Regions from separate parts of the Homo sapiens genome. Here region 2 is linked to region 1. A link is a loop called in an ENCODE intact Hi-C map of the cell type or tissue named here. Cell type or tissue: GM12878. All regions are shown on one strand. Links, peaks and the distances in the headings refer to the core of each region. The heading gives the core; the rest is flanking DNA. Region 1 holds the start of TEX47 (testis expressed 47). Region 2 has its middle 530 kb from the start of STEAP1.

Region 1 (5,385 bases), core at 94-5,093:
ATAAATTTTGAAAGTTATATACTCTTTCTTAGCTAGAAGAATTCTCATTTTATCTTAAACATTTTTTTCTGTTACTAACTTGAAAGAAACTTCAGTTAAAACTGAAAAATACCATTCTAATTAATGAAGTATTACAAAATTTGGAAAATAGAATGGTCTTCCCTAAAATTTGATTCTGTTATGTAACAATGATGCATATCATTTTTGTTTATTATATACATTTTGTTTGTTACATACAATTTGGTCAGTATTTTCATATGCAGAACAAAATTTTCTTCAAATGAAAAATTGAGGTGCACACTGAGATTGGTTTGTCCTCAAAGAAGCTAAAAATGAAAAAAAAATAATAAAAAATAAAACTATAATGATAAGTATTTTCTCCATTAACTCCAAAGTTGGTTTCGTAAGATGTTAAGGTGATTTGGGACAAATATCATTGCAGTTTTCAAAATATTGATGTCAATTAATTGTTTAAACAAGCTAAAAACTTTTAAACAATGCAAAAAATATTCATCTGGATAAAAGAAGGGATCAACTTGAAATTGGTCACATAGAAATTATATATAATTAGTTGCTTTCTAGAAAGTGAATTGAGAAAATAACCAGATTGTTTATTTTACATAAAATCATTTAGAAGTAAGTGTTAATAGTGGGCAGATAATGTTTTCTGTGTACCCTGCCATATTCCTCAGTGCCTGGCAAATGTTTGTAACATAGAGGGATGTTCAATAAATGATGTTGCATGGAGTAGCACAATGCCACCTGATAATGTATTTTCATTTCATTCCGAATAGCTATTGTTTTCTGTAGCTTTATAATGGTCTCAATATTCTTGATTATATAGGCCAGAATATGTGGGCTTTGGAAATATTTTCAATAATTAGATTTTGTTTTCTGAATGCAGGAATTATACAGTGATTATTCCTTTACTTGTGCTCTCAAAGCCCTTCCTATATACTGCTACTATAATGATATATTATATTACATTATATGTCATATCGTAACTACTTCTACATGTACTTGCCTCTAACCTGAGGTTGCAAGCAACTCAAGGGTGGGATTTTTCTTCTCGATTTTGTACCCTCAGAACACTATACTTCTGCTATGTAGTAGTGACTGTTTATTAACTCTTGAGGGATTGGATGATAATCTGAATTCCGTTTGTCTTTTTTCAGCCATACTTTTTTTTGAAAAGTGTCAATTCATGAAAATGATGTTAATATTTGAGAGCTTATGATAAACTTATTAAACCCATCTACCTAGTAAAATAATGTATTGAACTTAATACCACAACAAATAGATACATTTTAAAGTTTAGCTCAACATACTCTATAAAGATTAATATATTACCTCTGTGTATATTGCAATGTTCTGTTTCTTTTAAAAGACACCAGTAACTTTAAAAATGTTTTTTTTATTTAAGTAGCACAAACTCCTTAAGAGACATGGGCACATTATCCCTCTCAATCCTAGAAACGTGAAGGAGCAGGCCATACCACCTCAGAATCCAGAGTGATGTGTATGGGTCTATTATACATGTTTATAAATGTTGCCGGGTCCATGAATTCTTCGGATTTGCACAAGTACTTTATGATTTGTTCTGGGAGGAGTAGGTCAGGTGCAACTTGGTGTAAGTTATCGCCTGGTCCTTTAGTGCCTACTTTCATAGTCTGGCAAAGGTAGAGTGACAGTTTATGAGTTTGTGTGAGAAAATCTGTGATGACCTCCTTTAGGGACTGTGACTGTGTCACATCGTCGAGATACATAACTGGAACTTTTATCACTGAAACATGCCATTGCATAAAAAGCCTCATTGGAATGTTATGAGAAATGACTATAATTTTCATTTGTTGAATAAAAAATACTGTTTCATCTTTGACATGGCCAATATAATCTAAAAGAACTTTGTAGAGAGTGTCGCTGGAGGACTCGAGGATATGCAGAATGGAAGTGGGATAGATGAGCAGCAATCCTGTCACTGCTTCTCCTAGGTGATGTTTCAAAACTGACTGAAACATTTGTTCATAGTAGTCAGCAACATCTTTTCTTTCTACATTTGCTTGTATCTTGGCCACTAGAAACATCCTATCAAGAAGGAATTTCTTTAGGTGTAGTCGTTGTTTCTCTTCTTGAAAGTGCAGGTAATTGCTACGTGGGACTTGGAGAAAAAGAAGAGGTTCCAGTGGCAAAGGCCTTTTGCTGCCCTTCTGGTTATGGACCGAAAAGGACATGAGGAGTCTTATTTATTTTTCCAGATGATTCCAGCTTTTAGCTTATCATAATATTTATGCTGCCAGGGTACCTCTTTACTGATGAACTCGTGTTTTTATTTCTTCTGACAAAAAAAAAAAGAGTAAATCACGGTTTGTCAAATGTTACTAAATAGTAAAATCCCAATCTTTTGCCAGTTTTATCAGGAAACAATGTATTTGAAATGAAAGACAATGTTAAAACAATACTCAAACTATAGACTTTTTTAAAAGTTTACAACGAAAGAGTTAAATAATATCCTAGGAAAAAACTTTGTAAATGTCATGTAATGGTGATTACAGATTGTCCTTTATAAGCCAAATTTTTTAAAAATGGTATTTTATGGTAATTCTTCCAGTTTCTTTTACAAATCTAACTGATCTATAACTTTTAAAAAAAAATCCAAGGCTTTTTAAGTCCTAATTAGCTTATGTAACCTTTAGTCATGTCACTAATAGTTAATAATGTTCCTTGAATAATAACAGTAAACATTTCAAGGGAAAAGTTTTGGTTCTTTGTTTTTTCTCCTATCGACGAATCTCAGAAATGATTCATTTCTCCCCCCTTTATTTGTTTTCTTGTTGTTTTTGTTGTTGTAAGGGCTACATGAAAGTATTCTGCTACTTTAACTTACTCTGCTTACAAATCTCCTCAATTTTTTTTTCCAGGTCAACTTACCATTTTTCTTTTTTTTCCTGTGCTTCTGTCACGCACCTGTCCTCGAGGCCCTACTTGTCCTCCATCAGGCTCCCAACTGCCAGTCCTCTGGTGTTCTCAGCTGTCCTGTGTTCTGCCTTCCCTCGGGCATACGTGAGTCAGAATGTCAGCACCATTAAAGGACCAGAGCGCCAAGTTTCTTAATACGGGTATCTCGACAAACACTTCAAAGTCACTGCAGAGGAAGTGTGAATGGCTTATTCCTGAATGGTTTATTTTTAGTCAGGTGCATTTGTAAGTCAGACAGATGGTGAGAATCTGGACATCTTTTTCCTTTCTTTTTTTCCGTTTGATAAATAAAAAGTATGGTTGTAGAACTCCTCTGTTCTACTTAGACACTAACTAAAGACTTCAGGAACACATATCTGAATCTATCTAATGGTGAATATATGATGAGAAAGTTCTATAGTAAGATTTGGCTTACTTAACTTAATGTGATTTTAAGAGATGCACCTCTTAAAATTGTGTCTTAAGAGATGCATCTCTTAAAATTGCATCCACATGAGTTCTAAACAGTAATTTTAAAACAAGTTTAAAAAACGTTTATTCAATTTTTAACAATGAAACCTAAGAATAATTTTTTCCCTGAGTTCTGTATTATCCAAACTAATGATCTAATTTTAATGATAATACAATGATAAATTATCCAAGTAAATGAAGGCAGAGAGGTGACTTAATAATTAATTAATTGTGTAATACATAAAAATGGACTATTCTTCCTCATTGTGATTCACTTTATCACTCCCTGAAGCAATACAATCTTTCCGAAGATGTAAACCATGGTGCCAAACCATGTCATTGCCCAGTCTAGTTATTATCTCACTCTCATTCTTCTTACAGCTTTGTTGGAAGAAAGTGTCCATGTTGACCAGAGCCTTCATTATGGCCTTCTCTCCTCTCCTGGTTTCTATGATACTGCACTTTCTTGGATTTCTTTCTAAATCTCTGTATGAGGCCTTGCCCGGCAATACCTTCTCACATCCAACTCTGGAAAATACTTAGGCTCTGCGCTCATGATGTGGTTGGATCTCTCGCTCTACTTCTTTGCCCAGTTAGCTCAGCACCATCTATATGTCTCTTTTGTGAGGGCAGGTAAGTGGTCCTTAAAGCCACTCTTGCCACTAGATTGCACGTTTGAAATTGGAAATTGATCATGGGGCTTTCCTTCTGAGCTTACCTGTGGACTAAAAATATTTTTCAATCTGAGTCTCAAGGTAGACACAACTAGTTAATTGGGGTTGAGAAAGAAGAAAAAACTGAGCTCCCATTCTAGATTATTTTTGCACAGAAAATTCTCAAATTATTATCTCCAGTCACTTATTCACAACTCTTCTCTCCTTGGATGTAACTCTGTCTTTTCAAATTTAAAATGAAAACATTTAAACAATTATTTTCCTTATTAAACATGTTTCCCTTTACAAATACCCCACTTGTGTCTAAATTAACATGTTTTTTCCTCTCAGTTCCCAGGCCAAAATCCTTGGTATTATTTGTTCATGTTTCATCCAAGTTATATACTCCAACTCTATTCTTTTTACTAAGTCTTTTTACTCACTTTAATATGCCTTAAGGGTTCTTGATTTACACTACCTCTTTCATAGTCCTACTTCTTTATTTGGATTATAATAAGGGTCTCTACCCACAGTATTTCTAGATTTCTCCACCCCACAAATTCAGCTAAGAGTGTGAAACCATAAGCCCTTTGATACATCTACTTTATAAAGTTAAAAAGATTCTCATTTTACAAAGTCCTCCCTGCTTTCTTTCCCTCCATAGAATGCTGGGAGGCAAAGCCTCTGCCTTCACCACATCCAGAGTGACTTCTGGTATTTATTTCCAATTTCCAGTCATGGATTAAACCAGAGAGAACATGGGGACAGGCAATGGTGTGATTTGTTACCTAACACAGCTACTGATCAAAGTCAGTAGGAGAATTTATGAGGTACTGCTACCCAGGAGCCCCTTTTCAGTGCACAAACTCAAACTAGTCTTTTATACACAGGTGAGATTCTTCCTCTTCATGAAACTGTTCCTTACTGACAGCCCAATTTCTTCCCTAACATGGCTGAGAACTATCCCTCAAGATAAGGCTAACCCCAGGATGTACTGTTCCACCTCAACTTTCTGTTGACTTCATTTACATATTTTTATTATAATTATGTTCTCAAAATATAAAGAATTGCCACAGCAAATGAGAGTGATGTACTATCAAGTTTTGAACAAGATTGTTAACTCACCTTGTCAGTTTCCCACTATCTTCTTGGATTCCCTGAATCTCAGAATAAATAATAAAAACTATTTCATAGTTCTGCTTGTTTTATCTTCTGGCTTTGCTCATTCTCCTCCAGGTCTAGTTTTTGTGCACTGCTTTTTCCAAATCTCTTTTTTAAGAGTTCTATTTCCATGGGTATCAGAACC
Region 2 (5,385 bases), core at 331-5,330, 830 kb after region 1:
CTTGTTTTTGTCCCTTAACCATTTATATCTGGATGCCTGGGAACCCCTAATTCGTTCACATAAATCTATTTTGTTCTTTGTAAGGGCTCTATATTAGTCCATGCCTATTGTGGATGTAACATAATTATTTAGCCTGCCAAATATTGTAGTCATTATGTTATTTCTGTAATTATGTGATTATAAACAACACTGCAAGAAATGTTCTTGTATATAAGTCAACTCAGACATATGTTAGTTTATTAGTAACAGTCCTACATGAAAAGAAAGATATAGCTCTTTTCATAGATTTTATCAAAATGTCCCTCAACAAAAAATATATAAAAAGGCATGTTCTGAAACCTCACTGACAATTTTTGTCAAACATTTTTGATGTCTACTAAGTATTTAGGTAAATATATTATGCCTCATTATTTTAATTTAAATTTTTCCAAGTAAATTGAACATCTTTTCACATGTTGTCTTTTTATGTCTATTCTTTGCCTACTTTTCTATGGGTTATTAAATTTTTTTGAATTTTCTAATTAGTCCTCTTCATATTTTAAACAATTGAGCATTTGGTCTTGCACACATATTGAAAATACTTTTCTATAATGTGATTTGTCTTTTAACTCTGTTAAGTATTTTTTCAACTGTATTGAAGCATAATTTAAATACAATAAAATAAACCAGTTTTAAGTGCAAAATTTGAGGTTTTATAACACATGACATAAAATTATTTCTGTCACTCAGACTGTCCTCATTCCCACTTCAAATCATTTCTTCCCTATTCACCTTCCCAAGCAATTATAGATCAAATTTTCATAACTATAAATTAGGTTTTTCTTTAATTGTATTTATTTATATTATTTTTATTTTATTTTTATATACTTATTTCTGTAACAATAGATTAGTTTTGTGTTCTAAAATGTTACACAGATCTGTCCCTAACCTTTACCTCCGGACTCTTATGGTGGGAAAAAAGAGGCTTTGAGACTTCACTGCCTAACAGCAGTGTTCTGGAACTCCATGCTGTCAATAAGGTAGTAGACAAATTAATTTGTGAGGGACTGGCTTCTTCACCTTATACTTTAGCATAAAAATTGATAAAGCAAGTTTTTAAAAATTTTCTCCAAGATGGCAGATAAGAGGTTTTTAGTGTGCCTCAGCCACTTGAAAACAGGAAAACGGTACATAAAGATCAACTCTGGGAGCTTTAATTCAAAAAGGAAAACAGGAATCCACTGGAATCTTGAAGGACAACCAAGATTCTGGGGAGGAAAACATTGGCAAACAGCCTCTGTGATGGAATCCAGCTGATAAAAGTGAGTACAGTACAGGAGGGAGGCAGAGAGCCTTCCTCCGTGACTTACCTTTCCACTGGGGATCGGAGAAACCCAGGCCAAGAGAGAGCACTTCGTTTCTCCCAAGCCTTGGAGCTAACATAGGGAGAGCCTTGGAGGACTGAGAGGAAAAGACATGGGGAAAAGCTACAGATATTTTCCCAGACCTTGGACCAAGAGCAGGGTGTCATTTTTAATCTGGGTGCACACAAAGTCAACCATTCTTTGGCAAAAAGGCAGTGTGGTCATGCAGGTGTTTTTGTCTCAGGCCAGAGATTGGGGCACTTGCTCTGGATTGTGGTAGCGGCCCCCACAGCCAGAATTGTGAAAAGCACCTCTACATTAGGCATAAGAATTGTGCTTTCCCCTATCACAGGCTTAGGGTGGGAGGAGTGCTGCCACAGCTACAGTGGGAAACAGAATTGAAGCCAAGGCCAGTTTGGCAATCTGGAACCAGTCTGTGTGTGTTATTGCTGGGTGCCCCAGCTTGCTCCCCTGAGATCACAGTGCAGTGGGGCTCTCTCCACTTCAACCCCAGGTAGAATTTCACCCATTCAGAACACACGCTTATCTGGACCACTAGCCTGAGCCACCCCACTCTTCCTGGGCATAGATCCTGGTGCAATGATGTCTTCTTTGCTCCATGCCCAGGCAGATCTCCAAGAATTTGGATCATACACTCACATGGACTAGTAATCTGAGGCACCACACGCCTCCTGTGCAGAGATCCTGGTGAAGGGGGCCCTCTTCACTTCACAACCAGTCAGATCTTCAGGCATTCAGGGCAACCACTGGCCTGGTTCAGCAGCCTGAGCTATGCCACCTTTCCTGAGCATAAACCATGGTACAATGCAATGCTCTCTTCTCCACACTCAGGCATATCTCTAGACATTCAGAGCACCTACTCACCTGGACCAGCAACCTGACCCACCCTGCCTTTCCTGTGCAAAGATTGTGGTATGTGGGGGATGGGACACTCTCTGCTCCACATCCAGGCACATCTCCAGGCATTTTGAGTAACTGCTTGCTTGGTTAGGCAGCCTGAGCCACCATACCCTTCCTCAACATAGATCACGGTGCAGCAATGCCCCGTCCGCTCCACACCCAGGCACATCTCCAGGCATTTGGAGCACCTGCTCACCCAGATTGGTAGCCTGAGCCACTTCACCCTGCCTGTGCAGAGATCCTAGAGCAGCAGGCCTCTCTGCTTCATACCCAGGTTGCACTCCAGTCATTCAGAGCTCCCACTTGCCTTGTTCAGCAGCCTAAGTCACACCACCTGTCCTGTAAAAAGATCCTTGTGCAGGGTCCCTTTCCACTCCACACCCAGTCAAATTTTCAGGCATTCAGAGCATCTGCTCACCTGAATCAACAGCCTACGCTGCCAAACCATTCCTTGCAGAGACTGTGAGGAAGCAGGGCCCTATCCAACCCAAGCCCAGGCAGATCTCCAGGCAGCTGGAGCACCAGTTCATCCGTATTACCAGCTTGAGATGCCCCACCCTTCCAGTACAGAGGCTGTGGTGCAGCAGGGTTCTATCAACTCCATGCCCAGGCAGATCTCCAAGTACCTGTAGCATCCACTCTCCTTGATTAGGAGTTTAGGCCACCCCTATCCCCAGCTTGTTCAGAGAACTTTGGTTTAAGGAGGTTTCCCAGCTCCATTCCTAGGCACACATCTGGGAACTTGCTGGTCACCCACTGGATTCTTCCTCAGCACTGGTGCTTATGCCTGCCATCAGGGGACTGGTGGTCAGTGCTTCCCAATCTAGCCTCATCCATCTCTCACCCATCTAGGGCTTGGCATTGAGCTCAGAACACTGTGCACTCCATGTAGAGAGCTTCTTTTGGTCAGCAAGGATCAAGTATATATCCAGCCATGTTAACTGCAGCCAGCTCTTACCCATAAGTGCCATCTACTGGCTGTACGTCAAACTGCACAACTCAATATAAAACCTGTCAAAAGAAGCATGTAGGGATGTAGAAGCAAAGCCAAAACACCCTACTCAATATTCTCTAAAGTCACACACCCTAAGGAAAGGGGGAAAGGAAAGAAAAAAATCAGTAATATTATTGAAAGAAAATTTAAAATCCTACTTGCATGAAAATAATTATAAACTAGAAGTGCTAGCATTTCCAGATGAGAAGGAACCAGCATAAGAATTCTGACAAACATGAAAAATCTGAACACACTAACACCACCCAACTATCACACTGTCTCTACAGAAATGGTCCCTAAACAAAATGGAAACTGAGAAATGATAGACAAAGAATTCAAATCATAGATTGCAAGGAAGCTCAATGAGATCCAAGACAAGGTGGAAATCAACAACAAGAAAAAAAAACCTTCTAAACAATACAGGAAATGAATGAATAAATAAATATATTAAATTGAAAATTTCCCTTAAGGAATTTAAAAATATAACTGAAACCTTTATCAATTAATTGGACCAAACAGAAGAAAGAATTTCAGAACTTGACCAGTCATTCATGCTTACCTAGTCAGACAAAAATAAAGAAAAAAGAATTTAGAAAATGAACCATCTTCAAGAAATATGGAATTATGTAAGATGACAAAACTTGTGAATTATTGGCATTCCTGAGAGAGAAGGAGAAAAAGCAAAACTGGAAAATATATTTGAGGTAATAATTCAATTTTTTAAAATTTTGCTAGAGGTAGACATTTAGATACAAGACATCCAGAGAACATTCTTGGGATAATATAAAAAATGGACACTACACCAAGGCATATAGTCACCAGAGTGCTGAAGGGCAATGTTAAACAAAAAATCTAAAAGGCAACTATAGGAAAAGATCACATTACATACAAAGTTTTAGCTATGACTTCTAAATTTCTTTTCAAATAATCGATATGTTAGTATGTTCAATTCTTTACCTTCTACTTTTAAACTTAACTTCCTCATAAAGCAACCTTTTTCGATTACCTGCTCCACCCTGACTCATTTCAATCACCTGCTCCTCCCTGACTCATTCCGATTACCCTGCTCTGTCATAACCATTTTTCCCCACCAAACCACTCACTGAGTCACTCTCTTTAAATTAACCAATCAGAATTAGTTTAGCCTGTGTAGTCTAGCCCTAGCCAATAGGGGAATGACACAGCAGCAGGGGCCACGTATGTCAGGGATAAGAACCCCTTCCCCTCCCTTGTCCAAGTGTGCGCTCACCATTGCTCCATCTGTAAGGGTGCACCCTTCTATAGAAGTACCTTGCCTTGCTGAGAATTAAAAAGAAAAATTTATATTCAAGTGCTATTTATTTTGTGGCACCGAAACTTTATATATAACAATTTGGGGGCTCGCCCACAATTACATTTCCCTCTGGGGATGGTCTCTGGTTCTCTCTCATGAGGAAGTACACACCCCGCTCCTTGTGGCAGCCTCAGGGGTGAGAAATCAGAACCCACCCAGTGCGAGGAATAACCTGAGCACTGAACAACGCAGAAAAAAGAAAAAAAGATTGGCCAGCAACCTAGCTTAAAGGATCCTGATACTGCTGCGATGACTCTGCGCACAGACCAAGGAAGGAGAAGCCACGGGAGCCGGTACAGTATTTCCCTGGTGGTCAGGACCCCCTCGGAGGGGGGTGTGGTGGTGAAGTACTCCTTGGTTGGGGTGGCTTAGAGGTTAAAAAGCGGCGAGACGTCTCCACTGGGGGGGTTTCAACCTCACATGAACCTCCAGTAGTAGAAAAGGCAAGAAATTTCCAGTGGGGAAATTGAGCCTCACCTCAAAAAGGCAAGAAATTTCCAGCGGGGAAATTGAGCCTCACCCCAAAAGGTGAGAAATTTCCAGTAAGGGAAATTGAACCTTGAACCTTATCCCAAACCATCAAGATGGGAAATACCCCAAGCAAGACAGGGAGCAAGGGGGATAAAGATGGTAACAAAGATATCCCCCCAGGTAGCCCCCTAGTCTCATGCTAAAACACTGGAAGGATAATAAAAGGACTAAACAGAGGAAAAAGCAACAAATGATAAAATATTACTGTTTTATTTGGACTCAGACCCATCCTCAAACCCTCAATATTCTGGCCAAAGTTTGGG

What was found. A loop is a pair of places that touch in the nucleus more often than their neighbours do. Peaks named below come from ENCODE experiments on the same cell type or tissue, not always from the same donor. Only the 100,000 strongest peaks of a DNase experiment are listed, where the experiment ranks them.
Region 2: it touches region 1 in a loop (2.8-fold over the local background); 24 of 110 quality-filtered maps call a loop at or near these places.

The regions. Positions count from the first base shown.
Region 1 is chr7:88,792,712-88,798,096 of GRCh38, forward strand. All of the region lies in intron 1 of ZNF804B (zinc finger protein 804B), which reads left to right. TEX47 (testis expressed 47) reads right to left here and starts at 3,026. Exons shown (of 2, transcript NM_152706.4): 1 at 2,929-3,026; 2 at 1,395-2,335. The coding sequence starts at 2,231. The coding sequence ends at 1,470. In GM12878, for the core only: no CTCF peak of the experiment used is centred there; no DNase peak of the experiment used is centred there.
Region 2 is chr7:89,620,002-89,625,386 of GRCh38, forward strand. No RefSeq gene overlaps it. Among named protein-coding and RNA genes, the nearest start is that of STEAP1, 530 kb to the right of the region's middle. RefSeq lists an enhancer at 3,839-5,038. In GM12878, for the core only: a CTCF peak has its summit at 3,234 (motif pointing left); a DNase peak (open chromatin) is centred at 3,180.